Regions from separate parts of the Homo sapiens genome. Here regions 2, 3, 4, 5 and 6 are each linked to region 1. Evidence: chromatin contacts called from ENCODE Hi-C or POLR2A ChIA-PET data. All regions are on one chromosome and are shown on one strand. The core of a region is the stretch at or near the end of the contact, and the rest is flanking DNA. Distances in the headings are between cores, read along the strand shown. Region 1 overlaps MRPS27 (mitochondrial ribosomal protein S27). Region 2 overlaps MCCC2 (methylcrotonyl-CoA carboxylase subunit 2). Region 3 overlaps MCCC2 (methylcrotonyl-CoA carboxylase subunit 2). Region 4 holds the start of FCHO2-DT (FCHO2 divergent transcript). Region 5 has its middle 39 kb from the start of CARTPT. Region 6 overlaps TNPO1 (transportin 1).

Evidence for each region. Hi-C counts contacts between places; a loop is a spot of excess contacts on that map. ChIA-PET counts read pairs that join two places held with the same protein, here RNA polymerase II (POLR2A). Pooled maps may share reads with other maps.
Region 2: a loop to region 1 is called in a map of CD8-positive, alpha-beta T cell, with 4 times the contacts of the local background. The contact joins two enhancer-like sites. A Hi-C loop is called at or near these places in 1 of 168 maps with a recorded cell type or tissue (CD8-positive, alpha-beta T cell) and 11 of 50 pooled maps. POLR2A ChIA-PET finds 5 or more read pairs at or near these places in 2 of 52 experiments (GM10248 and GM12878).
Region 3: a map with no recorded cell type shows a loop between it and region 1 (2.1-fold over the local background). The contact joins two enhancer-like sites. A Hi-C loop is called at or near these places in 1 of 37 single-sample maps with no recorded cell type. POLR2A ChIA-PET finds 5 or more read pairs at or near these places in 1 of 52 experiments (T-cell).
Region 4: a loop to region 1 is called in a map of CD8-positive, alpha-beta T cell, with 24 times the contacts of the local background. The contact joins the promoter of FCHO2-DT here to the enhancer-like site in region 1. A Hi-C loop is called at or near these places in 3 of 168 maps with a recorded cell type or tissue (CD4-positive, alpha-beta T cell, CD8-positive, alpha-beta T cell and naive thymus-derived CD4-positive, alpha-beta T cell) and 9 of 50 pooled maps. POLR2A ChIA-PET finds 5 or more read pairs at or near these places in 1 of 52 experiments (activated B cell).
Region 5: a loop to region 1 is called in a map of naive thymus-derived CD4-positive, alpha-beta T cell, with 4 times the contacts of the local background. The contact joins two enhancer-like sites. A Hi-C loop is called at or near these places in 2 of 168 maps with a recorded cell type or tissue (endothelial cell of umbilical vein and naive thymus-derived CD4-positive, alpha-beta T cell) and 3 of 50 pooled maps.
Region 6: a map of CD4-positive, alpha-beta T cell shows a loop between it and region 1 (3-fold over the local background). The contact joins two enhancer-like sites. A Hi-C loop is called at or near these places in 3 of 168 maps with a recorded cell type or tissue (CD4-positive, alpha-beta T cell, OCI-LY7 and naive thymus-derived CD4-positive, alpha-beta T cell) and 12 of 50 pooled maps. POLR2A ChIA-PET finds 5 or more read pairs at or near these places in 7 of 52 experiments (Caco-2, H1, MCF 10A and 4 more).

The regions. Positions count from the first base shown.
Region 1 is chr5:72,306,150-72,310,768 of GRCh38, reverse strand. The region is part of intron 2 of MRPS27 (mitochondrial ribosomal protein S27); the gene reads left to right. Among named protein-coding and RNA genes, the nearest start is that of MRPS27, 12 kb to the left of the region's middle. RefSeq lists a silencer at 2,068-2,357 and an enhancer at 2,408-2,657. Within about 2 kb of position 2,353, at least 40 of the 41 ENCODE cell types and tissues checked have a DNase peak (open chromatin) inside an H3K27ac peak, as active enhancers do; they include CD4-positive, alpha-beta T cell and CD8-positive, alpha-beta T cell, where a contact is called at or near this core.
Region 2 is chr5:71,599,460-71,604,078 of GRCh38, reverse strand. It overlaps MCCC2 (methylcrotonyl-CoA carboxylase subunit 2), which reads right to left. Exons shown (of 17, transcript NM_022132.5): 4 at 4,319-4,420; 5 at 1,446-1,573. Among named protein-coding and RNA genes, the nearest start is that of MCCC2, 14 kb to the right of the region's middle. Within about 2 kb of position 2,263, at least 19 of the 41 ENCODE cell types and tissues checked have a DNase peak (open chromatin) inside an H3K27ac peak, as active enhancers do; they include CD8-positive, alpha-beta T cell, where a contact is called at or near this core.
Region 3 is chr5:71,628,781-71,633,399 of GRCh38, reverse strand. It overlaps MCCC2 (methylcrotonyl-CoA carboxylase subunit 2), which reads right to left. Exons shown (of 17, transcript NM_022132.5): 8 at 1,215-1,279. Among named protein-coding and RNA genes, the nearest start is that of MCCC2, 44 kb to the right of the region's middle. Within about 2 kb of position 2,075, at least 3 of the 41 ENCODE cell types and tissues checked have a DNase peak (open chromatin) inside an H3K27ac peak, as active enhancers do.
Region 4 is chr5:72,953,861-72,958,479 of GRCh38, reverse strand. It overlaps FCHO2-DT (FCHO2 divergent transcript), which reads left to right and starts at 2,596. Exons shown (of 2, transcript NR_186392.1): 1 at 2,596-3,466. FCHO2 (FCH and mu domain containing endocytic adaptor 2) reads right to left here and starts at 2,439. Exons shown (of 26, transcript NM_138782.3): 1 at 2,351-2,439. The coding sequence starts at 2,383. RefSeq lists a silencer at 1,847-2,546.
Region 5 is chr5:71,755,647-71,760,265 of GRCh38, reverse strand. It overlaps the pseudogene LOC100422013. Among named protein-coding and RNA genes, the nearest start is that of CARTPT, 39 kb to the right of the region's middle. Within about 2 kb of position 2,290, at least 3 of the 41 ENCODE cell types and tissues checked have a DNase peak (open chromatin) inside an H3K27ac peak, as active enhancers do.
Region 6 is chr5:72,840,783-72,845,401 of GRCh38, reverse strand. The region is part of intron 1 of TNPO1 (transportin 1); the gene reads right to left. Among named protein-coding and RNA genes, the nearest start is that of TNPO1, 26 kb to the right of the region's middle. Within about 2 kb of position 2,386, at least 4 of the 41 ENCODE cell types and tissues checked have a DNase peak (open chromatin) inside an H3K27ac peak, as active enhancers do.

The DNA of each region.
Region 1 (4,619 bases), core at 1,104-3,603:
AGAGACTTTAATGTAATGCAAATATGTTGTTTATCAAAAGTTTGCTCTTAGATTTGGCATCCATTCATGGCTTTAGCCTGAATCAATCTTTACTATAATGGTTGCAAAGTAATGATTTTCCAACTCTGAAAATTTCTCCAGATTTACTAGCTAACACTCAGTATTCTACTATAAGCAAGAACTCTTCCTTTTCTCTCATTTCTTTCTCATTTATCTGTTTATTATCATGCATTATGTTTAAATCATCAATTTGTGAATTTTTTAAATGATTCATTACCCTTCTCAATTATTTTGGTGGTCTAAATATCCCAGACTTGGCTGATAGAAGCCCTTTCAAGCTGGCTTCCATTTTCCCCCACCCCCCTCTTTTTTGATAACTTACTTTCTCTCATATAACAAGGTGTTTCAGGCTCACTGTGTACCCTTCCTGGCCTAGCCCTGGAATCAACCATTTCTCCAAGGAGCTCTGGTTACTTTTGGTGAGGAATGGCATTAGAAACCAAGATCTAGGTGCTAGGTGTCCTTTTGCTACTGTGAAATTTTTGCTTCTTGGCCCATTCAGTGAACAGTTCTGGAAAAAAAATGAATGCACATACACATAAACATACATGTACACATATGCATATACATATACTATATATATTTTGCAGATAATGAGTTCACACCAATCCCAAGTTCATCCCTATGGGATTCTTCTTGCCTTGCTCCAGTCCATATTTGTATCTCCCGTCTTCCATACTGACAGCCCTGGCTCCCACTAGAGACAGTGTTTTGATGTACGGGACAGTCTCAGCATTGCAGGTCATCTGAATTCCCTGTTTTCTGTCCATTAAGTGCCAGTAATGCCTTTCAGTCATTGTGACAATCAAGACCAACTTCCACATATCCTAAAATGCTCTGTAGGGCCAATACTATACTGTTCTAGTGATCAGACCAGTATGGACTCATAGTTATACAGCAAGGCGTGTTCGGATGTGCCATATGTGAATTATAAGCAAAGTGCAGTGAAGTACAGATAAGGGAATGACGAATTCCAGGAAAGCTTATTAACACTTTCCTAGGTATGTAGGGAAGATTAGGAAATGAGGCCACTAGGTTTGGTGTCTTGGTGTTGGGTATAGTCAGTCACACAAATCCAGGGAACATTGTCATGGATACCTGAGTAAGCAGTAACTGTTTGCCAAATAATGAGTATAATAATCTGCAGCGGGGCAGCACGCAGTGGCACACGCCTATAATCCCAGCACTTTGGGAGGCTGAGGTAGGCAGATCAAGTCAGGAGTTCAAGACCAGCCTGGACAACATGGTGAAACCCCGCCTCTACTAAAATTACAAAATAGCCGGGCGTGGTGGCGCACACCTGTAATCCCAGCTACAATGGAGGCTGAAGCAGGAGAATCGCTCGAACCCGGGAGGCAGAGGTTGCAGTGAGCCAGAGATCACGCCGCTGCACTACAGCCTGGGCGACAGAGCTGACTCTGTCTCAAAAAAAAAAAAGTCTGCAATGAGTAAATATCACATAGAGACATTTGTTCCCTTTCCTCAGTTAAGACTAGTTTTCTTGGAAAAGCAGTACTAGCCACCATTTACTGAATTTTTCCTGCCACCGAGACAGCTGTCCCCTCTGCCTAGAATATCTTTGTATATCCTGAATCTCTCCAGTCAGAATCGATGTTTCCTGCCCTATATTCTTTCAGCACTTTGTGCCTTCCTTGTGTATGATGTGCTGAAGTCTGCACTTGGGAGGCCGACTTCTGGGTGTCAGTCCCAGTTCTGCGGCTTTCAGCTGTCACACTCGGTTTCTGTGCCTATAAATTAGAGATGATGGTAATGCCTGCCTCTCCGTCTGACATGCAGGTGCTTCAGAAATATGTGCACTGAGGAGTCCCTAAGCCCCTTGTTTTTAGCCCTCTATAAAACGTGTGAGGTGAAATAATGTTTTGGAACTCACACTGCTTGGAACAAAGAAAGCTTTTGAGACTTTTTCCTACTGTGTACTGGAAGGTAATTATTGCCGCTTTTTTCAAAATGGACATTGTTTTCGGTTTTACTCGACGACACTACTTGTTTTCCCTCATTTTTATTTGAGCGTTTGGGTTGAGCTACTGGCACTTAGCAGGGAGGCCGCATGGTAGGGAGAGCGCCCGTGGCTCCAGCTCTGGAGATGGGACAGTAGGTGGCAGTGTGGCCCCTGCGGGAATCCGCCGCCCCGCGGGTGGAACGCGGCGAGTGGGCGCGGGGCTGTCGGGTAGCGTGCGCGCGCAGGGCCGCGCCCAGCATGTGGAGCGCTGTGATTGGGCGCCGCCAGCCGGAGGGCCGTGAGGTGCTCAAAGCGGGCTCGCTGATTGGGGGACGGAGGAGGGCCGATATGAGGCTTTCGCCGCTCCCATCCCCATTGGAGATCGAGGCAGCAAGGGACACTGCGGCGTGTGGGTGTGGGCTTCATGTGCCAGAGCGCCGTCTCCCCTGAGCCGTGCCCTGCCGGGGAGTACGGCGAGAGAGAGGTTCTGGCCTCTCGGAGTGGGCTTGCGGTTCCGGTGCCCCCTCTCTTCGTCCTCGTGGCTGATTGTGCCAGAGAGCTCCTCGGGGAGGGCCCTAGCGTGAGGGCAGTTTCCCAGCGCCGGGGCCGCGGTGGACGCCAATGCAGCTGTCTAGGACCTGCGCCCGCGGTGCGTCCAGAGGGCCCCGGCGCGAACGTCAGAACGCCGCCCCGTTCCGCGCTCTCAGCAGCCAGCCAGGGCCGCTGCCAGTTCCACCGTGGAGAGGAGGAAACCGGGCGAGAGCCTCACTTTCCTTTCCGCCCAAAAAGCTTTCTCAGTGATTGCTGTAGTACCTGAGATTCTACCATAGGATCTTCCGCCTACATTAAAGTAGTCGATTTCTTCTTTAAAATACTTTTTTATTGGAGTATAATATACATACTGAAAAGTGTGCAAGTCGTAATATAGACATTGATGAATTACCACAAAGCGAGTAAACCTGTGTAGGAAGCAAGAGCATTCCTACCGCTCCAGAAGCCCTTATTGCGGCCCCCACTTAGTCTCTCCAAAGGTAACCGGTATCCTGACTTCTAACGCCACAGATTTTTTTTTTTTAGTGTTTTAACATTTGAAGGTGTAGACACCTTGGTATAAGGAGCCCCCTTTACCCATCACCTGGCTTCAACAATTATCAGCTCTTAGTCTTTATTTTATCTTTATTACTGTTTCCCCATCCCGATGCTTTGGATAATTTTGAAGGAGATCCCAGGCAGTAAGTCATTTCATCCGTAAATATTTTGATACAGATCTCCAAAAGACAAGGGTGCTTTTCAATACCATTATCACACCTAAAATATTAATAGGGTTGTAAATATCACGAAATATCCAGTTAGTGTTCAGATATCCCTGATACTCTCTTTCTTATTTTATTTTATTTTCTTAGAGCCTTGCTCTTGTCGCCCAGGTTGGAGTGCAATGGCACGATCTCAGCTCGCTTAAACCTCCTCCTCCCAGGTTCAAGCGATTCTCCTGCCTCAGCCTCCCGAGAAGCTGGGATTACAGGCGCCCGCCACCATGCCCGGCTAATTTTTGTATTTTTAGCAGAGATGGGGTCTTGCCTTTTTGGTCATGCTGGTCTCGAACTCGTGACCTCGTGATCCGCCCACCTCGGCCTCCCCAAGTGCTGGGATTACAGGCGTGAGCCACCGCTCCTGGCTCAGGTATCCCTGATACTCTCAAATTTTTTTTTTTATGATTTGGTTGAATCAGGATTCAAATAAAGCCTCGTATAATACAATTGGTTGCTATGTGCCCCCGTTAACTCTTTCTGAATCTTTTTAATAGAAACATACAGAAGTAGAGAGAGTAGAATAAACCCCTGTGTACTGTCACCCAGCTCCAGCAATTATCAATTCCCTACCAGTGTTGTTTCATCAACTCCCCACCTGTTCACCAGATTACTTTTTAACAAACTTAATTATCGGGGTTTTTTTATATGTACTTTGATATGTACCTCTAAAAGATAAGGATTTTTAAAAACGTAATTAATCATACTATTCTAAAAAACTAGTACTTCTGTAATATTAAATATTCCATTAATGTTCACATTTTCCCAAATGTCTTATAAATTTCTTTTTAATTTAGTTTGTTGAAATGTGATCTAGATAAGGTCCATACCTTGCAATGTGTTGAGTTGTCTCAACTATCTTAGTTTGTAAGTTTTTTGCAATTTATTTATTGAACAAAACAGGTCTTTTTTGGAGTTTCCCACATTCTAGATTTGCTGATTTCATCCTTATTGTGGTGTTTAGCGTGCTCCTCTGCCTTCCATATGTCTTGTGAAACTGGTAGTTGGAGAAAGGGGCTTGATCAGATTCAGGACTTTTTATTTTGTCTTTTGGTATAAATACTTCATAGTAAGTGTTTACTTGTGTCAGTAAGCACACAGCATTTGATTGCCCCTCTGCGAAGTTAAAGGCCATTCATGATCTTTACTTAGATTTGTTATTTCATTTGAAGCTGCATACTATTGCTGTTTAAATTTTATCATTTCTTTTCATTTATTATCTAGGAAATTTTTATGACAGAACTTCCATTCATCAACAGTTTACTTACCCTGAAATAGTTTGTATATGAGTT
Region 2 (4,619 bases), core at 1,014-3,513, 710 kb after region 1:
TCATAAATTCTTAAAGAGTTAAGGTGGAAAAGTATCTTTCCTTCTTCTAAACCAATACAAAAGCCATCCACAGAATTCATATAATAATTTATACATATTGCCTTCTGATACTGTTTTCATTGCAGATTGGAGTGGTGGGTACACAGGTCAGTTGCGTTCAAAGCAGAGCTCATGACTTCACAGCTGTGTGATTATAGGTGTGTTTCCTAGCCATCCTATGCCCCGGTTTCCTTACCCACGAAATGAAGATAAAAAAAGGAGCCATATCATATATTAGGATGACTTGAAAAATGTATAGAAAGCACTTAGTTCAGAATCTGCAACCATTAAGTCTTTTGTTGGTTGCACATTATATGCTGTGTCCAATTCATTATGAGCTCGCTGAAGACAGAGACAACAAAATCCTCCTCACTGTATCCCCTATAAAGACCAGCACAGCACCTACAAGCAGCTGGGCCTCATTTGCTGTTTTCTCTACGTGCAGAGCAGTTCGTATTGTGAGTTAATCAGGTAAATTCAACTTCACAGAAAAACACAAAACAAAAAATACCTCTACATCAGTACCCGTTCAAATACCTGCATACATGAACAACGTATGTTGGAATTTTATCAGACTAACCCAGTATCAGGAAAGGCCCATTTTTTTTTTTTTTTTTTTTTTTTGAGACAGTCTCTCTCTCTGTCGCCCAGGCTGGAGTACAGTGGCACGATTTCAGCTCACTGCAAGCTCCGCCTCCCAGGTTCACACCATTCTCCTGCCTCAGCCTCCCAAGTAGCTGGGACTACAGCTGCCTGCCACCACGCTCGGCTAATTTTTTGTATTTTTTTTTAGTAGAGACGAGGTTTCAGTGTGTTAGCCAGGATGGTCTCCATCTCCTGACCTCATGATCCGCCTGCCTCGGCCTCCCAAAGTGCTGGGATTACAGGCGTGAGCCACCGCGCCCGGAGGAAAGGCCCATTTTAAACTGCTTTGCTTTCAGGTTCTTTGATTTAAATGTGTTTTAATTTCAAATATAAGTTTACTTTCACTGGAAATTAAATTTACTTTAAATTACATCTGCTCAAATTATATAATACTTGCACATTTAACTCAGTACCTGGCACTCAAGAGATCTATAAATACTTGCTACTATTTTTTTCATAGTATGATCCATAAAGTTAAAAGAAAAACAGGATCTAGAGAACAAAAAAAAAAAACCACACAACACATAGAGAAAAAAACTGGCATGCGTCAAAATGTATGAGTATTATGCACTAGTACTATGAACAGTTCTTGTTTACTTTCCCCCAGAGTTTTCAGCAAAGAACCTGTGTTTCCTTTATAATTACAGGAGAAATCAACAGGTTTATAAAATACCCATCCCAAATGTAATACATACAGCCTTCCAAACTATCTTGCATTTTACCAGCTAATAATAGTTTATTTTACCACTCTGGTGACTTGCCTAAGTAGATGCAGGGGAGCCTGTTTTGCATGGCAATTTCTTGGGCCCGTAATTGTTTTTTCACAGTCACTGGGTAGTAGGCACCTCCTTTGACGGTGGCATCATTGGCAATAATCATGCATTCTACTCTGAAAGGCAGAAATTTCATTGGAGAGAGAATTTAAGAGATTTCTTCAAAACTAATTACACTCATTACAAGATACCCCAATACAACCTTCAACTTCTAGTACGTATCACTATTAACATCCATTAGCAGACAGCAGTCTTAGGATATAAATGCAAACTTTAATCACAGTTCACATATTAATTTATATAATACAAAACAATTACTTCTAACAAGTTTATAAACTCACACTTGGTTTTTGAAAAGTCATCAGTCCTAGATTAGTAATAAAAAACTAACAACCTAAGCCTTGTGTCATAATGGTTCTTTGAATGAAAAGGTCCTAATAAGATGAAAATAATAATGAAAAAAAAAATCCAAGTCTCAAGGGAAAAGAATTCCCTCATAATAAACCTTCAAAGTCTCCTTTTAGGAGGGTATTTTGCAAAAATGAAAACTGACCTTTAGTACTAAGATTTATTTTTTGTATTCTTGTTCTTCAACATTACAGCCCCATGGTTTTCTACAAAACTAAATGTAGTCTAAAATATAACGTTCATCTTAACTGAAGTCAGAATGAATGCAAACTTTAATATACTAAAAACACATGAAAGGTATCCTGAGTCATCAACAGTGCCCTTTCTCACCAAAACCAGTTTATTGGGTATGAGTCACAAAGAGCAGGGCGGCCAACAACCACAGCTGGTTGGGGAAACTGTACAGCACTGGCAGGAAACCTTAAGGTCAGAGGTACCCTTGAAATCTGAGATGACAACAGTGTGCTCTTTACAAAATTCAATTTTCTTTATGTTTCTGATGTTTGTGTTACCTCACTTTATGCTGCCTACAACTCTAAAGAGTGAGTCATTAAATCCCTGCTGAAAATAGAGAACGGCAACTGAACACCCAGCACAGGGTAGTGTTGAGCTTCTCATACTAGGATATGTGGCCAGCAGGGCTCGCCACAAGACAAACAGGACTCTTCTTTGAGCATCAATTTTATTCCCTAGGTCATATAAAACCTTTTTCTGCACTGCAATGAACATTTTATAGAGTAGAATGCAAACTTTTAATGATTTAACATTAAACGAACTAGACTTCAAAGGAAATGTAGGCTTCTCATAGGTTGCTGGGCCATAACCTCACACTCCAGAGTGTGTGCTCATACTTCCTACCACTGGGGGTGCTACGCTAGAAAGTTTAAGAAGCTCTGGTACTGGAAAGAGGCCAGGCTGTGAAGTCAGACAAAGTTAGACTGAAATTCTGGCTCTGCCAACTTGTTAGTTATGTGACCATGGACAAGGGACATAGCCATATCTGCTTGTCTATTAAAGGTCACAGACTTGTTACAGAATGAGAAATCAAATTGGCCCACAAAAATACTAGATTGCATTTCTATTGGTTTTGCCTACCCAGCATCTATTATTTTGGCAACAAAACTAAACCTTCTTTCAGAAACTGCCTCTTATCTTTAATCCAGGTGGCTCAAGTAGGACTGACCCCAGAGCCTGCCTTAAAGGGGGGCACAGGGACCAGGTCTTTCTACCCAGAGTTCCCACTGAGGCTCGGCAATGGGACAGGCTCTAAGCCTAAGCAGATCTTGCCTTCCACTGCAGCTGCTAAACTTATAGAATATAAACCAGGAACTGCCTATGACCATCACTGCCTCTGGATTTAGAGAGGCTGCCTAGAAACAAAGCTGACACACAGCAAGTCAGGGCCAGGAGTAGAAAACAGCCTGGGACCTAGTAATACCTAAGACCATTTGAGCTCCCAGATACAGCCATGCCCAGACTCACCAGATAAGAGAATCAATATATCCTCTTTTTTGCTTAATTTGAGCAAATTCAGCTCATCTGTCATTTGTCAGAGAAAGAGTAGTGATGATATAAACCATTCAACAATTTTTATGTAAGAAAGGTCAATTTGAATTATAATAAAGGCCAGAGCAATGGCTCATGCTTGTGATCCCAGCACTTTGGGAGGCCAAGGCAGGAAGATCATTTGATGCCAGGAGTTTGAGGCTACAGTAAGCTATGATCATGTCACTGCACTCCAGCCTGGGCAACAGAGTAAGACCCCAACTCAAAAAAAAAAAATTATAATGATGTGCTAGCCTATATTCAACATCGTTTGAGCCCAGAAGTTCGAGATTAGCCTAGGCAACAGAGCGAGACACCATCTCTAAAAAAAACAAAAAAGGAAAAAAGAAAGAATTTATAATTAAGTACTACTTTATACCTATTAAATGACTGAATTTTTTTCAGCCATAATATCCAGTACTAGAGCATCTCTAGTTAAAAGATAAAGACTGGTCTCCTTCCTTGCCCTTGTCTCCATGGAAAGACATCTTTTTGTTTTTTTTTTGAGACGGAGTCTTGCTCTGTCACCAGGATGGAGTGCAGTGGCTCCATCTCAGCTCACTGCAACTTCTGCCTCCCAGGTTCAAGCGATTCTCCTGCCTCAGCCTCCCAAGTAGCTGGGACTACAGGCGTGTGCCACCATGCCGGCTTATTTTTTTATTTTTAGTAGAGACAGGGTTTCACCACATTGGCCAGCCTGATCTCAAACTCCTGACCTCAGGTGATCCACCCACCTCAGCCTCCCAAAGTGCTGGGATTACAGGCGTGAGCCACCACACCCAGCCAGTCCTACATAATATAAATAGCATACAAATCGCATGCTAATATGCAAAGTGAGTGCTGGATGCCTGTGCCTCATCAAAGTCTTCTTCTCAACCCACATTATGAAGCACAAGTAGAATACTCACCCTGATACTCTTCCAATGCCTGTAATAATGCCACCTCCTGGCACCTCCTCATTGTCATATAACTGGTAACCTGCAAACTGGGATAATTCCAGAAATGGAGACCTAAAGCGAAGAAAGGATGTTGTTTGAATTAATGTCATTAAAAACTACACATTTAAACAGTTACACATGGAAAAGGAAAAGATTTTTCCTCAATGGGACAATATTTCAAATACACATGTTGTATATAAAATCTATTTTTAAAAATCTAAAATGGGTGTGGTGGCTCAAGTCTGTAATCCCAGTTATTCAGGAGGCTGAG
Region 3 (4,619 bases), core at 826-3,325, 680 kb after region 1:
AGGGTAAGCAGTTTGTCTAAGTCCCAAGGGGAATAGGGGAGGCAAACGGAAGTTAAATTCCAGAATCTACACCCTTAACATAATATATTGCCTACAGCTTTACTTTTTTTAAATAGTCAAACTGCTTAAAAATTTAGTCCAGGTGCAGTGGCTCACTCCTGTAATCCCAGCACTTCGGAAGGGCAAGGCAGGAGGACTGCTTGAGGCAAGGAGTTTTAAACCAACCTGAGCAATACAGTGAGACACCTGTTTCTACAAAAAATAAAAATATATATATATATATATATATATATATATATATATATATAAAACTGAAAAAAAAACCCTCCTCCTCAATTGTTTCCCAATTACTCCTAAAAAAAAAAAGTCTAAAACCTTTATTGAGCAACTATGATGACAAACAAGAAAATAATCATAATGGCAACCAACATTTATAGCTAACTTATCAAAAGCAGGTATAGTTTCATTCTAAAGCAATCCACATGTATTGTATCTCATTGACTTCTGACAACATTCTAGGAGGTAGAGGGTCTTCTTACCCCTGCACTCTAACCTAACATGGTCAGGCCAACAATGTGACGAAGCCAGCTCACAGCTAACTCACAAGAGCCAACTACGTGCATCTGTGTCTGATTCCACATAGAGGCATCATGTTGGCAGCCTGAAATCAGCCATGGTGGGATCACTCATACCACAGAAATTGGCAAATGCCACAGATCGGGGCATTTTTTCCTCCCCAGAGAACCAGTTACTAAACATTTAACTGTACACCCCAGGGCAGACCCACCTCCTCTATGCTCTTCCCTCTTCTCCTTTGTAAGCCTTATCGCGTATCAGCCACATTTACATAATTTTGTGCAATTACTTGCAATTGCCCACCTCCCTGACTAGAATATAAGGTCCTCGAAGTCAAAGATAGTATCTACCTCTTACCTCAGGCACCCAGAACAGTGCCTGCTACATAACAGGTGCCCAATGAATGTTTGTCAAATAAATAAGAAACCTGTCTCTCCAGTCCTTCTTGGCTGATGCTCTAGCTTGGAAATGCAACTCTACAGTTCAAAGAATTGAACATTAAACCAGCAGATCAAGAACAAATAAACTGTGGTGTGGTCTGGCAAGTTTAGCACTGGAAACAAATACGTAAAACTTCTTTTAAACAAACAAACAAAATGACACTCAATCCCGGAAAGAAACAACCATTTCTGTTTCACCTGCAATGAAGATCAGCACCTCCAAGATCCTCAGCAGATACTTCTTCCCCAGTTGCCGCTTTAACCTACAACAAGGATAAAAATCATCAGTGAAATCGGTCCATCAGACATATAAAAATGCTTCCCCAACATGCACAACTCCTCACCTGACTATACCTGTACTTTTTCTTCCATAGAACTAAAGAACACTGTGCTTTCTCATTCATGCACCTAGGAAACCTGGAGACTATTATCTTTACTCTTACAGGTGAAAAATCTAAGCCCAGAGTCACAAAGAACTTGCTTACAGTCCATAGCAAGCAATGGAGTCTCATTTGAGCCCACACGTTTCCAGCTTGAAAGACCTGGCCGGGCGCGGTGGCTCACGCCTGTAATCCCAGCACTTTGGGAGGCCGAGGCGGGTGGATCATGAGGTCAGGAGATCGAGACCATGCTGGCTAACAAGGTGAAACCCCGTCTCTACTAAAAATACAAAAAATTAGCTGGGCGCGGTGGCGGGCGCCTGTAGTCCCAGCTACTCGGGAGGCTGAGGCAGGAGAATGGCGTGAACCCGGGAAGCGGAGCTTGCAGTGAGCCGAGATTGCGCCACTGCAGTCCGGCCTGGGCGACAGAGCGAGACTCCGTCTCAAAAAAAAAAAAAAAAAAAAGAAGAAAGACCTGAAAGGCCATCCTCTTTCCCTATGTCATGCTGCCCTGACACATGTGGTCAAGACTTTGTGTCTGTGTGTGTGTTCCTCCCACTGCCTGGGATCTCTTCTTCTCACCTACCTGACGAATTCCCACTTACCCTTCAAGTCCCACCTCAAGTTGCCTCCTCTACACAGCTTTCCTGACCCGCCCAGGCCTTCTCCATGGTATTAATAGAGGACTGCCTGCCTATCCACGGTCCAAGGGCATTGCACTTACACCTCCAACACGGCATGTGTCAGAATGTAGTTCAGTAATGTGCATGTTATGTCTGTCATCTCCTCTATGCTGTGAATTCCTTGGTGGCAGGAACTGTGATTTATTCATCTTTGAATACTCAATAACATGCTGAAAAATTCCATTTACTATCACAAACTCTGCATAGGAAAGAGAGGTAGGAAAAAAATCTCCAAGATTACCTAAACCTAAGATCTAGCAGAATGTGGCCAAAAAGAAACAAACTCCAGTAATAAATTAAGAATAACTTAATTATAGCCAGAGAAATTCTACCAGGAAAAAGAAAGAAAAATAATTTAAGGCTAAATGCCAATCCAACCCCTTAGGAATTATTTATTGATTCCTATTTCTTTGAAGAAAAAGAAACAAATTAATCAACTCAAATAAGAAAAGCTTTTATTAGAATAATGAACATTAATCTAAAATATAGCACAGAGAGGTTGAAGGTAAAGAAAAAGTCTTTCTTGAGGGGAGCCCTGAAACAAAAAGAAAAAAGAAAAGAAAATACAGCATAGAAACAACTTATTACTCTCTACATCAAAAGCTTTGTCTTAAATATCCTTCTGCAGAGAGAGTTAGTTAAAATTTTCACCTCCAATTATTCCACCCCCAGAACTAAATTCTTGGTTCTTTTCCTTCCAAAACATTTAGTGTAAAATAACATTCAGTCCAGACAATAACAAATTATAAGAGGTGTCTGGATATTTAAAGTTGCAAAAAGGAATAAACAACAGATAAATTATATTTATTTTCAGGGATCTGACTAATATCAACCAAAAAAAAAAATAAGAATTTGTCATCAGTTAATATTTATTGAACACCCACAACGTTTGATAGTGTGATAGGTGCAAAGATGATAGAAGTCAAAGAGAAAATTAAAACAGCTCATTTGACTAAATGACAAGTTCAAAAGATAAACAAAAGACAGGAGAACAAAAAGCGCCTTCAAAAACTTGTCTTACTATCTGTTTTTTTCAACTACTCTAAGCTACTAAAAGCTACAGCACTACACCCCACACTACGTGCAAACCCTTCAAAGCCCTTTCTCAACATTCGGTCAAGCGTGCGTCAGAATTTAGAATTCTCTAAAGGATGAGGCTGCTGCTACTGCCTTTTTCTCCCTGTGAACATGGTCTTTCAAAGGTGGATTGCTGGATGGGGTCCAGTTCTCCAACAGAACTTCAGGCTTCCCTGGCTGCCAAGTGGCTTCTTTATAAGGTACAAGTTAACTGAATGGACATTGTAACTACTGACCCTTAGACAAAATCTTCTCTCTAAAACCCTTCGCATTATTCCACTATTATGATCTGCCTGTATTTCCAAAAAGATGTTTTCAAATTGTAGTCATATCTTTACTCATTTTCTAGTCAAAAAATAAACAAGAATGGCCCATGAAAGTTTGTACCTTTTACTATACAAAGGTAAATTTTGAGTGCATTTTCCTCTCATTAACAAATGACAGCTATCACATACAAGAGATAAATTAAAATAATAATAGTAATAATAATAATAATAATAATAATAATGGCTGCAGGCTTTTAAAATAATGCCTTAAGACTTTTACATTTGAAATGGCAGCCCTTCAGGCCTACCTGATCTTCAGTAAAAGTTATTAAAAATTAACACCCTCTTTTGGGAAATATACTTATTTTACATCAAAACATAAGCTCTATTTAACATATTCTTTCTAATGAATTTGTATTAGTATTCCATAACCAAAGATGATTCTTGGACAAATTTTTGAAGCAACAAACTTTTTGGAATAGAATTCACATACCATAAAATTCACTATTTTAAAGCATACAATTCAGTGGCTTTTAGTACATTCACAAAGTGCACAAAGTGTGCAACCATCACCACTACCCAATTCCAGAAAATTTCATCACTCCCAGAAGAAACCCCATCCTCATTAGCGGTCACTCCCATTCCACCCTCCTCCTAGTCCCTGGCAACAACTAATCTACTTTCTGCCTCCATGAATTTGCCTATTCTCAATATTTCATAGAAGTAAAATCATTTATTTGTCCTTTTCTGTTTCTTTCTTTCTTTTTTTTTTTTGAGATGGAGTCTCGCTCTGTTGCCCAGGCTGGAGTGCAGTAGCGCAATCTCAACCCACTGCAACCTCCGCCTCCCAGTAAAGCAATTCCCCTGCCTCAGCCTCCAGAGTAGCTGGGATTACAGGTGCACACCACCATGCCTGGCTAATTTCTGTATTTTCAGGAGACATGGGGTTTCACTATGTTGGCCAGGCTGGTCTCGAGTTCCTGATCTCAAGTGATCCACCCACCTTGGCCTCCCAAAGCGCTGGGATTACAGGCATTAGCCACTGTACCCAGTCTCAGGGTCAAAAAAATCAAAGGTCTTTCTTCTACCCTGTTTCCTCTCCTCTACATTTTAAGCAGTATTTTCGTATCTTTTCTAGAACTTCTTTATGCATATAGAAGTATACAAATGTATATTTCTCTCCATTTTACACAAAAG
Region 4 (4,619 bases), core at 1,347-3,846, 650 kb before region 1:
GATATTTGACAATGGTACCACAATTCAACGGGGAAAGATGAACCTTTTCAACAAATGGTACTGGGACAACTGGATACACAATTGCAAAAGAATGAAGTTATACCTTTCCCTTGCACCATACACAAAAATTAACTTCAAATGGATCATAGAACTAAACAGAAGAAGTAAAACTATAAAACCCTTACAAGAAAACAAGAAAAAAGGCGTAATTTTTGGGTTAGGCAAATAATTTTTGGGTTAGATGCAATAAAAGCACAAGTAATAGAAAAAAATAGATAAGATGGACTTCACCAAGACTTCACGAGAAATAAAAACTTATGAGTTACTTCAAAGAGCAGCATCAAGAAAATGAAAAGGCAGGCCACAGAATGGGAGAAAATGTTTGCACATTATGTATCAGATAAGGTGTGTATCCAGAATATTAAAAAAAAAAAAACTCTTACAACTCAATTATAAAAAAAGACAACCCAATTTTTAAATGGGCAATTAATCTAAATAGACATTTCTCCAAAGAAAATATAAAAATAGGCAATAAGCACATTAACTGTGATGTTAAGCATCAAAGAAACGCAAATCGAACCACAATAAAATATTAATACTACTTCACGTTCACTCACTATATTATAATAAAAAGGACAAATAAGTGTTCGTGAGCATGTGGAGAGGAACCCTCAGATATTGCTGGTGGGATTGTAAAATGCTACAACCACTTCAGAATAGTATGGCAGTTCCTCAAAATGTTAAACATAGAGCTACGATTTGACCCAGGAATCCCATTCCCAAAAGAAATGAAAACATATGTTCACACAAAAACTTGTACAAAAATGTTCATGCAGCATTATTCATAACCCAAAAGTGGGAACAACCAGATGTCCATCACTGATTGGATAAATATTAATAAAATGTGGAATGGAATATTATTTGACCATAAAAAGGAATTAGTAGTGATACATGCTACATCATGGATAAACTTTGAGAACATTATGCTAAGTGAAAGAAACTGGTCACCATGGCCCCATTTATAGGATATGTCCAGACTAGACAAATGCAGAGAGGCAGAAAATACATTAGTTGCCTAGGCCTGGGGCAGGGGGAAAATGGGGAGTGACTGCTAATGGGTCTAGGGATTCTTTCTGGGATAACGAAATTGTTGTAAAACTGATATGGTGATGTTTACACAACTCTATGAACATATGAAAAAACCTCTGAATTGTACTACACTTTAAATGAGTGTATTGGTACGGAAATGTGAACTCAATAAAGCTGTTTAAAAAACAAAACACCTAAGGTCTAGTATATACGTTCTTTGTGGAAAACAAGGTACATTCAAGACAAATAAATAACTATGAACTGATCTGATTACTAACCAAGACCATGCTTGAGGCACTTAGAATTAAGAATTTAACATACATTCCTTACTAGCTAAAAGATTACCCCTTTAAATATGTCTAAATCTCAACGAAAATGGACCTGCAGTACTTGCAACTGTCAGGGCATAAAATGGGATTCACGAAAGATACCTGAGTAAACACGTTCCTTTCCTGTACATGGCTGAACTGTACTTCCCATTACAAAAAAAAAAACAATAACTGCAGAAAAATACTCCACCGGGAGCCGGAGAAATTCTCAAAGAAGAATCTAATACTGAGCTAAGACAAGGGGTGGAAAGAATGAGGAAGGGGAAGGAGCACAGAGTAGGGGGAGGTCTCCATGCATTTAAGCCCAAGGAGTCCAGTTACATTAAATCCAACTTTTAAACGCTTTGTGAACAGGCCCAGAGGCAAAGTCCTGGGCGCAAACCCACGAGCCGAGCTGCGAGGCTGAGAGGAAGTGCTAGTCCAGCCCAACCCCGCACTGGATTTGGTGTGGAAACCGTCAGAGGTAAAAGGGATCGCTCAGATGGGGGGCCCGCGGTGAGGGCAGGAGGCAAAACCCCACCGCCCGGCGCTCCCAGCCAGCGCGCAGCGGGAGGCGGCTGTGCCGCGGGCCCGTCCTTCGCGTCCGAGCTGCCGCGCACGCCCCGCGCGGAGCGCGGCACCGGGAGCCTCCGGTGGGGCTGGGTCCCGTCTCCCGCCCCATCCGGCGCTTTGTCCCAGCCCCGGTGGCCGGCGGCCCCGCTGCGGGCCCCCGGGCCGCGGTGACAGCCCCCGTCCCCATAGGGCTGCGAGCCCGGGAGTCCCTATAGGCTGGCGACCGGTCGCCCGCCGGACCTCACCCAGGCGGGACGCGGCAGGAGGACGCTCGCCCTGCCGGAGGGGCCGCCGCCGCCGCCCGAAGCGCACGCAGGCCAAGCTCAGGCGCCAAAAGCCTTGGACTTCGAAACACACGACTTCCAACATCCTAAGCTTACCCAAAAATTCTCGACGAAATACGCCATGACCATCGTGCCGCCGCCGCGCCGGGTTCCGCGTCCGCGCCCGCCCGCCGCTGTGTAAACACGGCCCGGCCCCCACAGCACCCCCGCCTTTCGCCGCCGCCGCCTTCTTCCCAGAGACCGGCCCGCACCTTCCAGGGCGCATGCGCCACCTAGCGGCTGCCGCAGCTGGGCGAGCACTTAGACGCCACGGCCACGGTGTGCGCATGCGCCCTGTCCCCATTCTCGGGTGTTGGTAGATCTCTCTGCATCCCGGGCGCGGCTGGGTTGAGTGTTCTCTTAGGAATGGTGGAGAACTGGGTCCTTGAGGAGTCACCGGGGAGACTGCTCGCACTGTTTGTGGTGCGACGGGCACTGGCCCAGGGACAGAGGGAAGAGAAGGGCCAGCCAGCGGCAGTGGAGTCGGCAGGCTGGCTGCCCACTCGCTTTCTCTCCTCACAAGACTCGCTTCCCCGGCCTTCGAGGATCTCGAACGGACTATAGTCTGGACTCGCTGGGCTGGAGGAAACTTGGCCGCTGGCCACCCGGAGGAGACTGAGAAGCCTTTGGTCAACAGGGCGCCTTTCCTTGAACCAAAACAAAACTTTCCGAAGCCGGAAAGGAAACGCCCAGTGTCGCCTGAGAGCCCTGGAGCTGCGCGAGACCCAGGCACTGAGTGCGGCCTCGGCCTCTGACCTCTAACACGCCGGGAACAAACCAGCTGGGGCGGCCCGCAGGCCTGCGGGAGCGGAATGTGACCCGAAACCGACGGACTTCCTGACCCATAGTCCATAGTTCTCTTCAGCAACTTGAACATTTTGGAAAAAGAAACAAGTCTTAACATGCCACGACCTAATGGAAAAACTAAATCCCCTTCCTACACCTTGCTTTCCAAAAGTTAAAAAAAAATAGTTAAACGCTATTAGAGGTCTCAAGTTCACTGTCACCAGATCAGCTAGGTCCAGAATCTTCAGTTCTTGAAGCCAAGCCCTACAAATAGATTTATTGTAGCATATCACACCTCTTCAGGTGACTTAAAACAATGAGAATTCATGAGAAATTATCTTCATCCTCAAGTAAAAATCATGAGGTGCCTTTCACATGGATGAAATTGTAAGTGCTTGTTGAACAAGGAATAATTGGATAATGGTATTGTGGTCATACTTTTTAAGAATATCTGTTAGAAAGATATAGGATGCAGAACATCTAGGATTTGCTGAAAGTCATTTATTATGGATAGGGGTATGAGTAAGGTCATAGATGAAAAGGGATGAAACAAGATTGGCCATAGTTGCTCTATTTTTGTGTATCTTGTTTCTTTATTTTGTTTCTTTAAAAAGTCCTCATATCACTGACATTTACACTTAGTTTTAGGGAAAGTCAAATTTAGAAATAAGCTACAGCTCTCTAAGCTATCGGTCTAACTGGATTTTTCTCGATGCTGAAGAACTTTTTAAAAAATTCAGCCATCTAGGTCACACAGCAAATACATTTGGCATTAAATTCCTAGTATCACTAAAGTACTCCCTCCCACCGCCGCGCCCCCCCCCTTCCCCCCGCACCCTTAGACCTGGGCAAGAGAGACTTCTATCCTGGACTCCATGCTTTAAAGGAACTTACATATCACACACACACATTAATTTAAAAAAAAATAGGTGCCCCTGCCGCTTGTGATCTGATACTGAACACTGGCTCATAACCATAAATTCCCTCTCCCAGTGAAGAACACTATTCAGGCCCCAGGAAAACTCTTCTTCCTATCTTTTGTCTTCTGTCCTCAAAACAAACGGTGAACTCCAAAAGCAGTGAAAATTTGTACATAGCATGGCTGCCCATTTCAGAGACTGCTTTGGAGTCAGAATTTGAGCAGCAGAAATGCTTAGGTAAGAGAGAAGACAAATTAACTTGTCAAATCCTTCATCTCAGCTTGAATGCTATAGATTCCTGCATGACAAAGTATTGTTTCTCAGTAGTATCAAGCATACATTTTCCTTTTGTTAGTGTTCCAATGTGTGGCTATTACCTACAGACAATTTAGTATAGTATTCACAATAGTTACTGGCCTTCATTCGCATTCTTCTGCTCCCCTTAAATTTAGGAGTAGATCTGGAATGAAAATAAGTATTCTGAGTATTTCAGGTATTTGCAAGGTTCATTAGGGCCGAAACACCATATCCTGTAATTGCCTGATGTTTAAGTTGTGGAACTTTATAGTAAACAGTGATTAAGGTGACTAAATTTCAGACAAGACTGTGTAGTATAGGAA
Region 5 (4,619 bases), core at 1,041-3,540, 550 kb after region 1:
ACTTCATGTCTAAAACACCAAAAGCAATGGCAACAAAAGCCAAAATTGACAAATGGGATCTAATTAAACTAAAGAGCTTCTGCACAGCAAAAGAAACTACCATCAGAGTGAACAGGCAACCTACAGAATGGGAGAAAATTTTTGCAACCTACTCATCTGACAAAGGGCTAATATCCAGAATCTACAATGAACTAAAACAAATTTACAAGAAAAAAACAAACAACCCCATCAAAAAGTGGGCGAAGGACATGAACAGACACTTCTCAAAAGAAGACGTTTATGCAGCCAAAAAACACATGAAAAAATGCTCATCATCACTGGCCATCAGAGAAATGCAAATCAAAACCACAATTAGATAACATCTCACACCAGTTAGAATGGCGATCATTAAAAAGTCAGGAAACAACAGGTGCTGGAGAGGATGTGGAGAAATAGGAACACTTTTACACTGTTGGTGGGACTGTAAACTAGTTCAACCATTGTGGAAGTCAGTGTGGCGATTCCTCAGGGATCTAGAACTAGAAATACCATTTGACCCAGCCATCCCATTAGTGGGTATATACCCAAAGGATTATAAATCATGCTGCTATAAAGACACATGCACACGTATGTTTATAGCGGCACTATTCACAATAGCAAAGACTTGGAACCAACCTAAATGTCCAACAACGATAGACTGGATTAAGAAAATGTGGCACATATACACCATGGAATACTATGCAGCCATAAAAAATGATGAGTTCATGTCCTTTGCAGGGACATGGATGAAACTGGAAACCATCATTCTCAGCAAACTATCGCAAGGACAAAAAACCAAACACCTCATGTTCTCACTCATAGGTGGGAATTGAACAATGAGAACACATGGACACAGGAAGGGGAACATCACACACCAGGGACTGTTATGGGGTGGGGTGAGAGGGGAGGGATAGCATTAGGAGATATACCTAATGCTAAATGACGAGTTAATGGGTGCAGCACACCAACATGGCACATGTATACATATGTAACAAACCTGCACGTTGTGCACATGTACCCTAGAACTTAAAGTATAATAATAATAAAATTTAAAAAAAAAAGATGGGCAAAGGACCTGAGAAGACATTTCTCAAAAAAAAAAAAAAAAAAAGACATACAAATGGCCAGCAGGTATATTTTACAATGCTCACTTCACTCACTAATCATCAGGGAAAGGCAAATCAAACCCACAGTGAGATACCATCTCACATCTGTTAGAATGTTTATTATCAAATATATGAAATATAACAAGTGTTGGTAAGAATGTGATGAAAAGGGAACCCTTGTACACTGTTGGTGAGAATGTAAATTAGTATAACCATCATGGAAAACCGTATTGAGCTTCCTCAAATATTAAAAATAGAACTACCACATGATCCAGCAATCCCACTACTGGGTGTACATCCAAAGGAAGTGAAATCAGTATGTCTCAGAGACATCTGCATTTCCATGTTCATTGCAGCACTATTTACAATAGCCAAGTTAAGGAATCAACCTCAGTGTTCACCAGTGGATGAATGGGTGAAGAAAATGTGGTATATATACACAATAGAACATGATTCTGCTTTGAAAAGAAGAAAATCTTGTCATTTGTAACAACATGGATCAACCTGAAAGACATTATGCTAAGTGGAATAAGCCAGGCCCAGAAAGACAAATACTGCATGAGAGGTTCCATTTATATGTGGAATCTCAAAAAGTAGAACTCATGGAAGTAGAGAGTAGAATGGTGGTTGCCAGGGGCTGGAGGGCAGGGAAGTGGGGGTCTGTCTGGGGACACACAAAGTTTCAGTTAGATAAGAGGAATAAGCTCAAGAGATCTATTGCACATCATGTTGACTATAGTTAATAATAATATATTGCATATTTGAAGTTTGCTAAGAGAGTAGAGTTTAAGTTTTCAGCACAAAAAAAAATGCTAAGCATGTGAGGTACTGCATACGTTAATCTACTTGATTCAGCTATACCATAATGTTTACGTATATCAAGACATCATGTTATACACCATAAGCATATACAAGTTTTATTTGTCAATTTAGAAAATAAAAAATCACAGCTGAAACACCTATATGGCTTGGGTAGATCCTGTCCCTGACTGCGGTGTTCTCTTTCTGCTGCAGAGGGCAGTGGAAGACCAGTCTCTTCGGTGCCTGGCCTCAGCATTTTAGAGCAGGACTACTCAGAACTGCGTCAAGGCCAGCGTTCAACGTGACAACTCTTTCTTCCACGGCAGGTTCATCGTGAGGTTAAAGACCCATGACCCCAGAGACTGGGCCTGTTTCCCTGCTCTTCCCATATGAATCAGACATTAAAAGCAAGAGCTGCTAAAATAAAAATGATTAAGCCCTGCCAAGTCTGTGATTCTGGAAGTGGTGAATATGACGTTTCTTAGGGGTGGGGGTTCTGGGGATACGTCTACAAGTAAGTCCTCTTCCTGTCTGTGGCACAGCCTTCTTCACACCCAAGAGGGGCACCTTTATTCCTTTCCACACACACAAGATTTTAACCGTAGCTGCTTTCCTTAGAATAATGCCTCTCATGCTAAACAGATTCCTCACTATCGTCTCACTTTCCAGCTGAGAACTGGTGGCCCTGCATCCAGAGCAGGCACATGGCTCCAGAACGGCTCTGGACACTGCTGTGGATCCAAGCAGCAACTACCCTCTTGCTGTTGTTACTAGTTGATACTTTGCAGAAATGGCATCAGACCCCTCCTATGGATCTTGACTTTCCTGTTGTTCAGTCGGCAGTGGGTTGCAGATACTTTTCATGCAGCTTTACGAACCTATGGATCTGCCTCATCCTCTGCACCTGTTGTACCCATTCCCTATGTGCTCACATTAAAGTGCTCCCCTGCCAATGAATATTTGGGCTGTTTCTATTCTGGGTTGTTTTTTATTTTTAATTTTTGTAGGTACATAGTGGGTGTATATATTTATGGGGTACATGAGATATTTTGACACAGGCATGCAATGTGTAATAATCACATCATGGTAAATAAGGTATCCATCTCCTCAAACATTTATCCTTTGTGTTACAAACAATCCAATTACACATTTTTAGTTATTTTAATGTAGAATTAAATTATTTTTTACTATAGTCACTCTGTTGTGCTAGAAAATACTAGGTCTTACTCATTCTTTCTATTTTTTGTACCCATTAACCCTCCTCACTTCCTCCACCTCCCCCTACTACTCTTCCCAGTCTCTGGTAACCATCCTACTCCCTAGCTCCATGAGTACAATTGTTTTAATTTTTAGCTCCCACAAATAAATAAGAATATGCAAAGCTTGTCTTTCTGTGCCTGGCTTGTGGTTTTTTGTTTGTTTGTTTGTTTGTTTGTTTTACAGAGTCTCACTCTGTCACCCAGGCTGGAGCGCAGTGGCATGATCTCAGCTCACCGCAACCTCTGCCTCCCAGGTTCAAGCAATTCTCCTGCCTCAGCCTCCTGAGTAGCTGGGATTACAGGTGAGCACCACCACACCTGGCTAATTTTTGTATTTTTAGTAGAGACAGGGTTTCACCATGTTGGCCAGGCTGGTCTCAAACTCCTGGCCTCAAGTGATCTGCCCACCTTAGCCTCCCAAAGGGCTGGGATTACAGGTGTGAGCCACCAGGCCCAGCTGATTGTTTCTAGTTTTTATTATCATAAATAATATTGCACTGAATAGCTGCACATCTGTAAATATTTTGCCACAGTACGTTCTAAGAAGTAAAATTGCTGGACATAAGATATACAACTTTAAAATTTCAATATGATTTTAAGCCTCTCTCCACCTGACCTTGGGCATGATGAGCAGATGGAAAAAGGTCCACAGAGCCCAGCAGCAACATGTCTAGGACACCTCCGCCTGCACAGGGGGCAGAGCCTGTTCCCTTGAGAGTTTCTGAAGTGGGCTCCACAACAGATTTTTAAAAACCCTCAGTGGACAAAAGTCTACTCACGCTGCTTTGGTAGAATTGGACATAGCCAAGGAGCTCATCAGAAAAGGAGCTGCTAGTCACAGGCAGCAACAAACCCACCTCCACACAGGGATCCACTGTGGGGCTGCAATAACTGCTCCTTCTCTGAGTGATACAGGACATTCTGAGGAAGTAGATGTGATACCATCCAGATCCTACAGAAGACATAGGATCAAAAATTTTCTGTCGTTCACTCAAGAAGTGGCTGGTGGATGGGCAGTATGTAATGACACAAGCTCAGTGAGTACAAGCTGAGACATGATGGGAGTCTACGGGTCCCATCTACACAGCTTGATGCAGCTCTTCCAATTAATGGCCAGTGTCTGGCTGAACTATTATAGGTGATAAAACATGCCACCGTAAAACTAATTAAACTGCCAAGATGAGGCATAAGAATGAAGATGCACACACAATGGAATGATGTTTAGTCCTGATGTTGGTCCTTAAGCAGACCCTGTTTAGCCATAGCCTGAGTCCCTGACTCCATTGCACACTTGAGCCAGGATGGAAAGGGCTCCACTCACCAATCATTATTTCTTCCATATGCATGGCCTCTGCAGCTACCACTGTGTTCCACCCACAGGAGAATGACAGTGGGCAAGTGCAAACTGACTGGAATTGACAAATTGTGAAATGAC
Region 6 (4,619 bases), core at 1,137-3,636, 530 kb before region 1:
AATTAGATAACATCTGAAGTACTTCAAGCTAACCAAGCACATCAGGATTATTATATGAGGTAGAAATCATTTATTTAAATAGTAAACTACATTTATATTAATTAAATAGAATATCAAGATCAATATTGGATTTTCTTATAAAATTTAAATATTACCTGGAGTATTCTTTTTGCATGTTGAAGGCTCAGCTTTCTAAATGTCTCAAAAAAAGGAAGTAGTACTTCAAATTTCGCTCCCTTAGATGATACTCCATACTACACTAATATTAACTTTACAACTTATGCCTGATTGGCCCATGACATTCAATGGTGACCAAAAAAAAAAAAAGGCATTTCAACAAGCCAAAATACAGTTATTTGAAAAACAAGATAGAAGACAGCCCCAGAATAAAAAGTAGCCTGCAAGTGGTGAGTTACTGTGATACCATTTTGGACTTTCAGAAGACTAGAGCTTACTCATGAGTAAGTTTTTAACTTAAATTTACATAAAAATTTTGAATTTGCTACAGTTGAGAATCATGTGAAGTAAAGAAGCCAGACTGGCTGAAGAGAAAGTAAAAATATATAGCTTCTTCCTTGTTGGATAGTCTGTAAAATATAGTTTAAAAAGCAGACTGGAGATATGGACTCAACTGACCACGTTTGAATTCTAGTTCTTCCACTTAGTAGCAGTGAAAACCTGGGCAAGTTAATTAATCTAAGTCTTAGTTTCCCAACCCTAAAATGGGAATATACTAACTCTGTATGCAGATCATAGGTCCCTGGCACACAATATGTGTAATTTGAAAAATAGTAGTTTTATAGTTAAATGAATGGCTTTCTAGCATCTGCAAGATAAAATCTAACTTCTTTTCATGGAAGAAGTCTCTTCATCATCTGGTTCATCACCTTCAAAGACAATTTTATCTATGACTCAACTTCCAACTTTATGCTCCATCATCTTTTCCTGCACCTCTCCTACCTCTGAGCCTTTGCATAGGGATTTCCTGCTGGGAATGCCCTCCTTAAACCTGACCAATTGGCAAACTCCTTCTCACTCTTTAGAGCTACCCTCATTCACTGATTTTCCAAATATTTATTGAGAGTCTTTCTTGGCACTATGATTGATACTGGATACTATTTCTCTTCTGTGTCATTATTCCAAGATCTCCTCACAAGACTTAAGTGTATTTTTCATTACAGATCTATGGTTTATAGCTATTTCCATTCTAGAAACTGTCATATTGTATTATAATTATTTCTAGGTCTGTCCTGGCAATAGATCACAAGTTCCTTGAGAGCAGGGACAGTGTCTTTTCACTCTCTTTGCCTGGCAGAGTCCGATTCAACAAATACTTGTTGAATAAACGCTATTGTTGTTGCTATTAATTCAACTGAGTAACTATTAAGTAGAACTACCATGTGCTCAGTGAATTTTGGAGATTCAAAGATAAGTAAAATATAGTTTGTTTTTATCCTCACTAAGTTCTCATTTGGTGAGAGAGGCAGATGACCTGTCAATGAATAAAGTATATGGTAAAGTACAATAGGAAAAGAGAGAAAAGCAAATACATTCCACCAGGAGACAGAGATGCATTTTCCCCCCATCTGGTTCAATTAAAATTTTTTCCATCTAATTTCAACTAAATTCAAAGTTAGATGTTTCTATCTATATGCTGAATCACTATGAATGTGAGAAATGTTGCTATTAGTGACGTCATTTCCCAAAATGGTAAACAACTCTTGGTAGAGATCCAAACAAAACAAGGTACAATTGTCCTTCAATAACATAGTAGTTTTTTGTTTTTTGGGTTTGTTTTTTTTTTTTTTGAGACGGAATCTTGCTCTGTCACCCAGGCTGGAGTGCAGTGGTGCGATCTCGGCTCACTGCAACGTCCGCCTCTCAGGTTCAAACAATTCTCCTGCCTCAGCCTCCCGAGTAGCTGGGATTACAGGTGTGTGCTAGCACGCTCGGTTAATTTTTGAATTTTTAGCAGAGACAGGGTTTCACCATGTTGTCCAGGCTGGTCTGGAACTCCTGACCTCAAGTGATCTGCCCGCCTCAGCCTCCTAAAGTGCTGGGATTACAGGCGTGAGCCACCCTGCCTGGCCATAGTTTTTATTCCTAGAAAATTCAACATATATTAAAACTCTGCAAAAAGTTCCACATGTATATGTAAAATTGAGTTAGGCTCTTGGCTCTGATATCTATAAACAGATTTCTTACACCTTTGTGACTATCTAACAAGACATTTACAAGTCATACAAAGCTAGGACAATTCTTCATGGTGAACATCTAGCACTCTCAGCCCTGCCCAGTAAATGACAAGAGCACCTCCCAGTCACTAGGACACCTCCAGAGAGCAGCACTGCCTCAGTGGAGAATGACTATGGTAAATGACTAAGGGCTGTGAAAACATTATGCTAACCCAGTTAGGAGGTCAAGAAAGGACTTCCTTGAGGAAGTGACTCTTTATCAGAAATCTAACAGGAATTATCAAAAAGCAAAAGTGAGGCTAGGAGGACCTCATAGATGATGTTAAGAAGCTTGGACTATCTTAAGGATAATACAAAGCTTGTGAAAGGGGTTTAAATTGATAAAAAACATGATCAAAGTCTGGAAAAGAATTAATCCTCCTAGACATGGGGAAGGAGAGGTTCATCTTTTGTTCTATAGCTTTAATATTAGGTTAATTTTTAGAATGTGTCATATTTCAATAAAAATGATTTTTAAAACCCATCAGTTTGCAATGAGGGCAGGAGGAGCCATAGGAAGACCTAACTGTCCAATCTGCATATAAAATGGAATTCCAGTTTGTTAGGGGAAGGGCAGTCCTGTTTCACAGAGAGCCAAGATGCTACCAAAAACTCTGGTACTTAAATATTGAAGACTTAAACACATGCACTATTTTGTTAGTAATAGTGATAGCTAATATTTTTGAGTGCCAAGCAGTGTTCTAAGCACTTCACAACTCTATGATGCTGCTCTATTAATTACATTTTACAAATAAGTACATTGAGGCACAGAGAAGTTACTTGCCTAAGGTTGGTCAGCTAGTAAATGCCAAAGCCATGATTCAAACCCAACTAATCTGGCTCCAGTGTCCAGTCTGGAAGCCCCTGATATACTGCCTTTCCAAAAGAAACATCAATCTCCATAAACTGGGAAACTACTCATAAATACAACCATGTGCATACGAAAGAACATATATTTTGATACCTTTGTGGTGAGGTAAAAGAGAAAAGTAAAATCACACTTCACCATCATAAAAGTCATAATAGATCTAAAAAACCAGTAGTATGTATATAGTATGACAATATAATAAAAATGAGGTATTCTCATAGCATTGAGTAAATGAGTTAAAAACATTCTAAATATAATCTTCACAACACCCCTCTGTTGTAAGTAGGTAGCAAGTATTATTTTTATTTGACAAGCAGATAAATCAAAACAGCTTAAGAAATTTGCTGAATCATTTGCTGAATGTGAATCAGATATGTAGACTTCCACAGAAAATCTCTCTTATACTGTTTTTTTTTTTTACAGAAAAATGCTATGATGAGCAAGGAGAAAAAAAATCAGAGCTATCCAATGATCTAAAAAGAGCATGCTATTTAAAGAATACAATTATTTAATAAAACTTTCATGAGAAATTGAACCAAAGTTCAGGTATGAAGGGAAAGAAGGAAAAGTTTACAGGCACCTAATGATGAATCAAAACGTTGACAAACTTGTTAAATTATAGCTATCAGTGGAACTAGAAAGTCCTTTAAGAAAGTCTATAGGCTGGGCGCGGTGGCTCATTCCTGTAATCCCAGCACTTTGGGAAGCCGAGGCGGGCGGATCACAAGGTCATGAGTTCGAGACCTGGTGAAACCCCGTCTCTACTAAAAAAATACAAAAATTAGCCAGGCGTGGTGGCATGCCCCTGTAATCTCAGCTACTTAGGAGGCTGAGGCATGAGAATTGCTTGAACCTGGGAGGTGGAAAAAAAAGTCTATAATGAGCCGGGCGCGGTGGCTCACGCCTGTATTCCAGCACTTTGGGAGGCTGAGGCGGGTGGATCGCCTGAGGTCAGGAGTTCGAGACCAGCCTGGCCAACATGGTGAAACCCCATCTCTACTAAAAATACAAAACATTAGCTGGGTGTGGTAGCGGGCGCCTGTAATCCCTACTAGGGAGGCTGAGGCAGGAGAATCTCTTGAACCAAGGAGGTGGAGCTTGCAGTGAGCCAAGATTGTGCCATTGCACTCCAGCCTGGGCAACAAGAGGGAAATTCGGTCTCCAAAAAAAAAAAAAAAAAGAGAGAGAGTCTAAAACCAGAGGTTATGGATCAAGAAGGAAGAGAAAAAAATGCAAAACTAACTGTTGAGCTCATATTAGTTACGGAAATGAGCTCAACTAGATTAGAAGGACAGGGACCATAACTCATGTTACACAGTGCTAGGCACATGGGGTTTAAATCATCCTCGATTGAGACTGATGGGTAAATCATCTAGTTCACCACTTGAAAATAGGCTAAGACGTTAAAATTTTAACTTTCTGGCATTACAAAGTTATTGTCATCTAGGAGTTTAGAGATTAACAGAACACAGAAAATGGAAAATAGGTACTAAGGAAAGTTTGAATAAATGTATGCT